Regions from separate parts of the Homo sapiens genome. Here region 2 is linked to region 1. Evidence: chromatin contacts called from ENCODE Hi-C data. All regions are on one chromosome and are shown on one strand. Each heading gives the region's core, a stretch centred on a gene start or an enhancer-like site at or near the end of the contact. The rest is flanking DNA. Distances are from core to core; before and after follow the strand shown. Region 1 has its middle 26 kb from the start of OR2AG2. Region 2 overlaps PPFIBP2 (PPFIB scaffold protein 2).

The links. Hi-C counts contacts between places; a loop is a spot of excess contacts on that map. Pooled maps may share reads with other maps.
Region 2: a pooled map shows a loop between it and region 1 (2.7-fold over the local background). The contact joins two enhancer-like sites. A Hi-C loop is called at or near these places in 1 of 168 maps with a recorded cell type or tissue (CD4-positive, alpha-beta T cell), 8 of 37 single-sample maps with no recorded cell type and 2 of 50 pooled maps.

What each region holds. Positions count from the first base shown.
Region 1 is chr11:6,743,580-6,747,795 of GRCh38, reverse strand. No RefSeq gene overlaps it. Among named protein-coding and RNA genes, the nearest start is that of OR2AG2, 26 kb to the left of the region's middle. RefSeq lists an enhancer at 1,118-1,307. Within about 2 kb of position 1,980, at least 11 of the 41 ENCODE cell types and tissues checked have a DNase peak (open chromatin) inside an H3K27ac peak, as active enhancers do.
Region 2 is chr11:7,532,150-7,535,885 of GRCh38, reverse strand. All of the region lies in intron 1 of PPFIBP2 (PPFIB scaffold protein 2), which reads right to left. The region is part of intron 1 of LOC124902806 (leucine-rich repeat extensin-like protein 5); the gene reads left to right. Among named protein-coding and RNA genes, the nearest start is that of PPFIBP2, 20 kb to the right of the region's middle. Within about 2 kb of position 2,136, at least 4 of the 41 ENCODE cell types and tissues checked have a DNase peak (open chromatin) inside an H3K27ac peak, as active enhancers do.

The sequences.
Region 1 (4,216 bases), core at 731-3,230:
TCTGAATGCTTGCCTTATTAAGAATTTATTGCATCTATCTTAAATTTATAATTGATATATCTGTGTTCTTAAATGGTGTGGATACTTAAAAATATCAAATCAGAAGTGTGTTTTTGACCTTTCTTCTTAAAATGCAAAGAACAAATAAATGACTGTTACTCTCTTAGTGCTTGTGTTTAATAAAGAACTTGAGTTTTAGAAATTTAAATCACTGGAGGGATGTAGAAAAAGAGCCTCAGATGTTGCAAAAAAAATTGCTCACACACAGAAGTCACATGTTACCTTAGTGGGCTTCATTTTTCTCACTGTCAGGGCAGGAACAGATGGGAATTTTGATAAAAGAATCACTGAAATTGAGTGTTTCCTCTTTTTTCTGTAAAGCTCTGAGTTTATCGTGCGTCTGGGCCTAATCACTATTCACCCCATTTAATTAAGAAACTATGAAATGTTAATTCAGTATAAAGGGCTATTATCCTCAGAGGTGAAAGGCAAATAAGGGAGCTGTTTTGCAGGCATCTCTGTCCATCAGAGATAAGAAAAATGAGAGCTTTCGTTTAGATGGGCAGTTGCAGAGGCAACCATGGTTTCTTCTCTGTTAGACCACATAGTGTCATGGGAAGAAAGCTAGACTTAGAGTTCTCTGTCTGCTTCTTACTACCTGTGTGATCTTGGGTTTGTCATCTATCTCCTGTGATTATTTTTCTTTTTCCTATCTTGAAAATGGCCATTACCAAAACCATTTCTCATTAAGATGATCAACTGACATATTTTAGTTTTCTATTGCTGCATAACAAATTACCACAAACTTAGAGGTTTGAAATGGCACACATTTATTATTTTGTAGTTTCTGTAACCAGAAGTCCAGGTAAAGTACAGCTATGTTCTCTACTTTAGGATGTCACCAGATTGTAATCTAGTGTTGACTGAGATCATGGTCTCATCGAGGATTTGACTGGAGCTCTGGTTTGAGTGTTTGTCTGTTCTCAATTAATGTTGAAATTTGGTTCCTATTGTGGGGGTGTTAGAAGATGGAGCTTTTGGGAGGTGAGAGGGCCATGAGAGTTCTTGCCTCATAGATAGTATTAATGCTGTTATAAAAGGGTGATTTCAGCCCTCTTTTGCCTGTTTGCTCTTCTGCCATGTAAGGACATGGTGGTCCCAATGTAAACATGGTCCAGTTCCCATATGAACATGGTGTTCGCAAGAAAGCATAAACAGGCTTCCTTTCAATCAGCAGATTTAGAAACAAAAAACAAATACGAAAGTAAAACCTTACAGCAGGAAGTTTTGCACTGCTCTGAGGATAAACTCAGTTTCCTGTCTCACATAAGGGGCCAAAGCCTGGGGTGAAGCTGTACGTCGGCAGCCCCAGCCCCAGAAAAGGAACCTACTCTCCATGCACGTCTCTCTGGAGCAACCTGAAGACAGGATCTTGGCCTCAGGACAGGTAGGTAAAGAACAGAGGAAATAGAGCAGACAGAGAGATACAGCAACAGACCCAGAAACTAAAGTAGAAAGAGAAATTGATGTAAATAAACATAGGGAGCAGTCAGACACAGGGAGATTAAGACATGCTGGGAATACAAATGTGGATTTGGCATTGTCATTAATAGAGCATACTAATGTCCAATATGTGGCATTTAAGGGAAGAGAGTGAGCCAGATGGTAGGAAAAGGAAAAAGACTGGTTCCAAAAAGCTACAAATCTGGGAGAAGAAGGAGTATATAATTGAAACAGACAAAAAACATTTTGGTAACTTTTGTTATCAAATAAAAACAAACACATTTTTAGGTAAAGAGAGACTTTATTCACAAGGATCATTGCAACAAGAGGAAGGAGAGTATTGCAATAGAGAAAACCATCCAACCACAAGAGCTACAAGCATCTCAAAGACCAGAGAGAAAAAGATTTCCTTTTATGGTGAAGGATCAACAAAGCTAGAAAGATATCAGTATGGGGACAGGAAGATCACCATGAAATGTTTTACCCAAGGTCAGCTGATTCTTAGGAGGGTTGTATGCTGGGTCAGAAGAAGGATAGATCAAAACTCACGAGCATGGAAGAGGAAGAGAAATTTAACTGATATTCGGTCAAGTTAATAATCACTTTGTTTCTACTGTCCAGTGAGGATAAACAGTTCAGCTAATCTTTTATGAAGCTGAGAATGAGAATTTAAAGAGTCTGTGTCTGGCCTATCATAAAAAAAAAGACACATATGCCTTATCTAAGTCATATGGGGAGGGGTGGTTTTTTGTAATAATCCCTTTCTCAGAACACAAAAAAAGTGGATGGATTTCTTTAACCATAACTGTTTTCCAGGAACAAAGGGCTCAAGTAAAAAAGTTTCATGTTGTTAATTTGACTCATTTGAATAATAGCTAGTATTGCAAACACAGAAAAGAGAGTTGCTAACTTGACCTGGAAAATTAATGAAGCTTCACAAATAAAGAGAAACATGAACTAGGTCAGGAGTGTAAAATCCTAGGGAGAGAAAGTAGGGAAGGGTTCATATAGTGAAATATGCAAAGTCAAGAAACATCTTGAGGTCCTTGAGGTGGAGGGAAGATGGCTGATGTGGCATTTAAGGGAAGAGAGTGACCCAGATGGTAGGAAAAGGGAAAAGAGTGGTTGTAAAAAGGAATTACAGAGGTTAATTGCTGCCACATTATGAGGGGTCTTAACGGCCAGGGTCACGTAGTTTTCATTGTATCATAAACGAATGTAGGATTTCAAAAGTTTGTAAACAAAGAAGTAAATGATTTAAATACGATTTTCAGGATGGAATGTAGAAAATGGATCACAAGAGGAGTGAGAAAATAGATTCAAGGGCTACTCTCACAGAATAGGCAAATAGGGCACACTAATGTCCAATATGTAATGGGTATTCAACAGGAAGCAAAATTATGGGGGAAGAACTAGGAAAACGAAGCTTCCACGACATAAAAGTTTCCTGCTTCACCATTTCACCATCAAAACTGGGTGGATTTCCTTTATCAAAAATTTTCCTAGAAGAAGATGTGGCCAAAGGGCTAGAGCCAGGAATTTAGGATGAGTTTTTAATTGAATAAACCTTTCTACATAGTTAATCCAACAAGTCCAAAGAACAACTCCTAATCCAAAGGAATAGTAAGATATAGGGTAGGTGTCAGAGTCTGAGGCAAACTAAAATTTGGTAGAAACTAGAAAAGACAAGAAGGGCCTAAAGCATCACATAGTTAACAGCAGAGATACATCTCCTCAAAGAGGTACGCTCTAAGCACAAAATCTAAAGTAGTCTCAAGTGACCTTTAATCCCATTACTTCCTTATTTCTTTCTTAGCACTTAAAAAACTCTGAAAATGTTATCTACTTATTCATACATTTACAAGTTCATAATCCTTCCTCTATTAAAATGTGAATTCTGTAAGGGTAGGGATCTAATCTATTCATCAGTCAACCCACAGCACCTAGAACTTTTTTCAACACACTGAAAGCCCTCAATAAACATGTATGAAGGCTGGGCACGATGGCTCACGTCTGTAATCCCAGCACTTTGGGAGGCCGAGGTGGGTGGATCACCTGAGGTCAGGAGTTTGAGACCAGCCTGGCCAACATGGTAAAACACCGTCTCCACTAAAAATACAAAAATTAGCCAGGTGTGGTGGCGGAACCTGTAATCCCAGCTACTCAGGAGACTGAGGCAGGAAAATTGCTTGAACCCAGAAGGTAGAGGTTGCAGCCAAGATCGACATCATGCCACCCTGGGCAAAAGAGCAAAACTCCGTCTCAAAAAAAAAAAAAGCGTGAAACAAATTCTGGGATTTTTAGCTTATCTTTGATAAATCTCTAATCCATGTTACTTGTGTGATCAGTTTCACTTAAAGGAATATTTTCATGATGGATACAAGAAAGGAGAGGCAGTCAAAAAAGACAGGTCCCTAGAATTAGTAGGATGAAAATATTGTAGAGACATCTGACTTGGTAATTTGAATGTGAGCATCAGGCTTATAGAGAACTTTTTAAGAAAAAGATGAAGTGAGACTAAATGATGAGAAGTAGGTGGAACGAATTCATCAATTCATTTCATCAACAAACATTTATTGAGCCAGATATGCCTAATTGAAATACTTTTTTGAGAAATCTAGAAATAATGAAAATATAAAGAAAGTAAAAACTTATAGAATAGGCAGGAACCAATTTGCATTTAAGTAGTATGGGAAGCCTCGAGTATGTTTTC
Region 2 (3,736 bases), core at 887-3,386, 790 kb before region 1:
CTCCCCTCCCGTGTGAGCCACCAGGTCTCTGTGGTCTCCCCTTGCAGGGATGCTCTTCTCCATCTCATCCTTTCCACTCCTACTGCCCAGACTGTGTTCAGGTATTCAGAACCAGGGCACTGGAGAACCTCCTCTCACCTGAGTAACACCTGGCCTCTCCCACAGCAGTCTGAACGCATGAGCTGGCATCCAAATTGGAGCCGGCCCGAAAATGTCCTGTTCTCATGATGGTAGTTATAATGGCTGCCATTTATTAAACACTCACTTCTACACTGAGCTAAGTTCTTATGTTTATCTCATATCTCAATATTTATAACTATTATTATCCCGATTCTACAGATAAGGAAACTGAAGCTTGGAGAGGTTAAGTGACTTGGTCAAATCACACATCCAGGAAGCAGTAAAGATAAGATTTGAATTCAGGCAGTCCAACTCCAAGGTTATGTTCCTAACCACTACGCTGGACGCACTTCCTCACTGAGCCTGACCTGCTCCTGGGTTCCTGATACCCCAGCCGCAAGAGAGCATCCTTATGCCACTGTGCCTTTGTCATGCTGTTTCCTCAACTAAAGGCCCCTTCCCCAATCTCTGTCCATCAAAACTAATTTTTCAATGCTCAGGCAAGTTTTCTCTATGACAGCATCCCCACCCCTGCCTGTTGAAATGAATCTTGGCTGAGACATGGGCTCCCACCTCCATTTAGTTTCTGCTTCATGTTGTCATGGGCAAGACCCAATGGGAGGATACTAACTTCCTCTCTTTCCAGGATTTCCTCCCCTGGGAAACAGCTCAGTATCTGATGGTGGAAATGAAAGAAGGAACTGAGCATGTGCAGCTCAGCCCATCCTCCCCTCTCCCTAGAGCCACCTTGGCAAAGGAAGTGGCCTGCACCAGAAAGAGCCTATGAGGTCCCATCAGGGCCTGTAGTGATGCACCTGCAATGCACATGGTGCCTTCTATTTGAGAGCATGGCTCCCCAGCAACCTGCGGATGATGCTGTAATTCATTTTGCCAGGTGGGGTAAGGCCAGGAAGGCGGTCTGGGAAAGCAGGCATTTGCGTTGTGGCCACTGCACAATGCCTGCCAGAGTAAATTAAATTGGTGTCTGGCTTATGGACCAGCCTTGTCAGGTTGGTCAGTGTGAATTAAGCTCTGGGCAACAAGCCCCTCCCAGTGAATGGATAAGGGTGTCTGACCTGTGGTAGTCCTTACCTCCATTCTCTCCCCTGTCCACACCACACCTGCCCCCACAGCAGACAGAGAGCCTCATGCCCCTGACAGGACCCGGTTGGCAATGTGCCTCCTCAGCCCCAGAACTTACCCTTCAAGGGAAGCTACCCTCATTTTCCTTCTTACAGCAAAGAACACACATGCATACACACAATTTACCTCCAGGGAGGAACAAATGGACGTGAAATTATTTCATTGCCTCAACCAGATCATAAACAGATTCAGAGAAATGCTTCAAATGCAACCTCAAAGTGAATATTTCCAAAAAGCTTCATCTCAAAAATTGCCCCCCTAAAAAATAATACAAGCAAGAGGTTAAGCTAAATGATGGGTAAGAGGATGCATTTTACTATTTCTATTTCTGTGTACATTTGAATTCTTTTTATAGTAACAGGCTAACACAAAAAACCAAACCACCACCTGGGGATGTGGACTTTTCAGGGCAGGGGGCAGAGAATTCTACTTTCCCTTCCAGCAGAACTGAGATTTGAACCTAAGTTCCTGATGACTCATTTGGTGCTCTTTCTACAGTGCCATTCAAACTCCCTGAATAGGTCCTAACATTCCACCAAACTCTCCTTACCTCTCACCTCACCACAGTTTAGAACCTCATCATCTCTCAGCCAGATTGCAAAAGCTGCTTCCTCTGGGCTTTCTACCTCTAGCCAACTTCCCTGCAATCTGTCTTTCTTTCCCTGTGCAGGCAAGACATGTTCCATGGAGCTCATGACATGCTCCTCTGCTCTCAAACATTCCTCGGCTTCACAGTGCTTTCAGGAGAGAAGCTGCATTTTGCAGCTCTGCCAAAGTCCTCTAATACAGTTAACCTTCCCCGCTATAGTCCTCACCACTCTGAGTTCCAGCTTCACTGGACCACGTCCTACCCTCGCATACAGAAATACCCCATTTTCTGTACTTCCTCTACGTGGGTGCTTTTCTCCATCTCTACTTTCAAATCCCACCCATGCTAAGGCCTTATCCAAATGACCACTGCCAGAAAACCTTTCCTAACACCATTACCCCTCATCCCTGAAGGTGCTGGATGCCTCAGCTCTGCTCCTGTCATATCTGGTACACACCTTTATCGTCAGAGCTGTCTATATTATTTATGAAGATGATAATAATTTGTATTATTTCTCAATGTGTCTGCCTCCCTGTCTAGATTAACTGCTAGAGAGCAAGGAGTATGCTCCATTCACCTTTCTATCCTCAGAGCCCAGCAAAGAACCTGGCACAGGACCTTCAGTAAATGTTTGTTGACACAAAATGTTAAGTGTTTGTGTACCTGAGTGGAAAGTGAAGGGAGGCTGGGCATGTAACCTTGGCCAGCACTCTGAAAGAAGGATTGGGGGCTATCCATGACAGCCTCTCTCATCGAACTTTCTCCACACCTGGGGTCCCTTCTCTCTTACAGCCAGATATTCAGAGGTGAAAGCGTCTCTACCATAAGGGGAACTTACGCTTGGGCCTGGCATGAGTGAGAGACATAACTGATGGATGCAATTGTATTCCTGAAGGACCAATGAGAAAAAAGGATGTCACTTCCCCTAATAGATAATAAAACCAGGCACTTCTCCCTATTCCATTATTTTAGAATGCTAAGCAACAACAACAAAAAAAAACAGATATGAATTGGTAAGTTTTCTCTATTAGCTGGAGCGTGCGTAACTTTTGCCTATAGCCAACTCCCTCCTACGAGCCTCCCTGGCTGCCTGCTGAGGAATAGGCCCCAGAATTTGGCAGGCTGGAGGTAAACACTAATTGAATTAATCAAAATGTATTCTGTAATTTGAGCCTTCATTTCAACATTTGTTGAACAGTTTAATTTTGATTCAATGCAATGCTTTTCCCCTTGCAATAAAAAAAGTTAAGTCAGTAGAAGACCAAAGAATTTCTTTAAAGACAGGCCTGTGTGCACTGTCAACAACAGCCTGGCCTCTGCCTCCATCAGAGGAGAAGGAGGCTTCCCCCGAAGGCCTGGGCTGGAGGGTATTAGCAGCTCTGTGTTCACTGGAGTTCCGAGGGCCACACGGGAGCCAGATGAAGACACTGCACAGAAACTACTGCTGCCAGAGAGCCTGACTACAAGTAAACAGCTCGGCCTGGAGCTGAGCCTTTGGACGAGGCCAGTCAGGCTTCCTCCACTAGCTAGCTGGGTCCACCATCCTCTCCTGGTCCCAAGGTTGGCAGGATCAGTAGTAAGTGCCTCTCCATGCTTCACCATGACACTGAGCCTTGTTCAATGAGGATTTTGGAAACACCCTGTTATGAGCTGAATTGTACCCACACCCTCAAAATTCTTATGTTGAAGTCCTAACCCCCAGTACCTCAGAATGTGACTATATTTGGAAATAAGGTCTTGAAAGAGGTAATTACATTCCAATGAGATAATTAGGGTGGGCCCTAATCCAATAGGTGGTGTACTTAAAAGCAGAGCAGATTAGGACACATGGGTACAGAGGAAAGACCATGTGAAGACAAAGGGAGAAGACAGCCATCTAAAAGT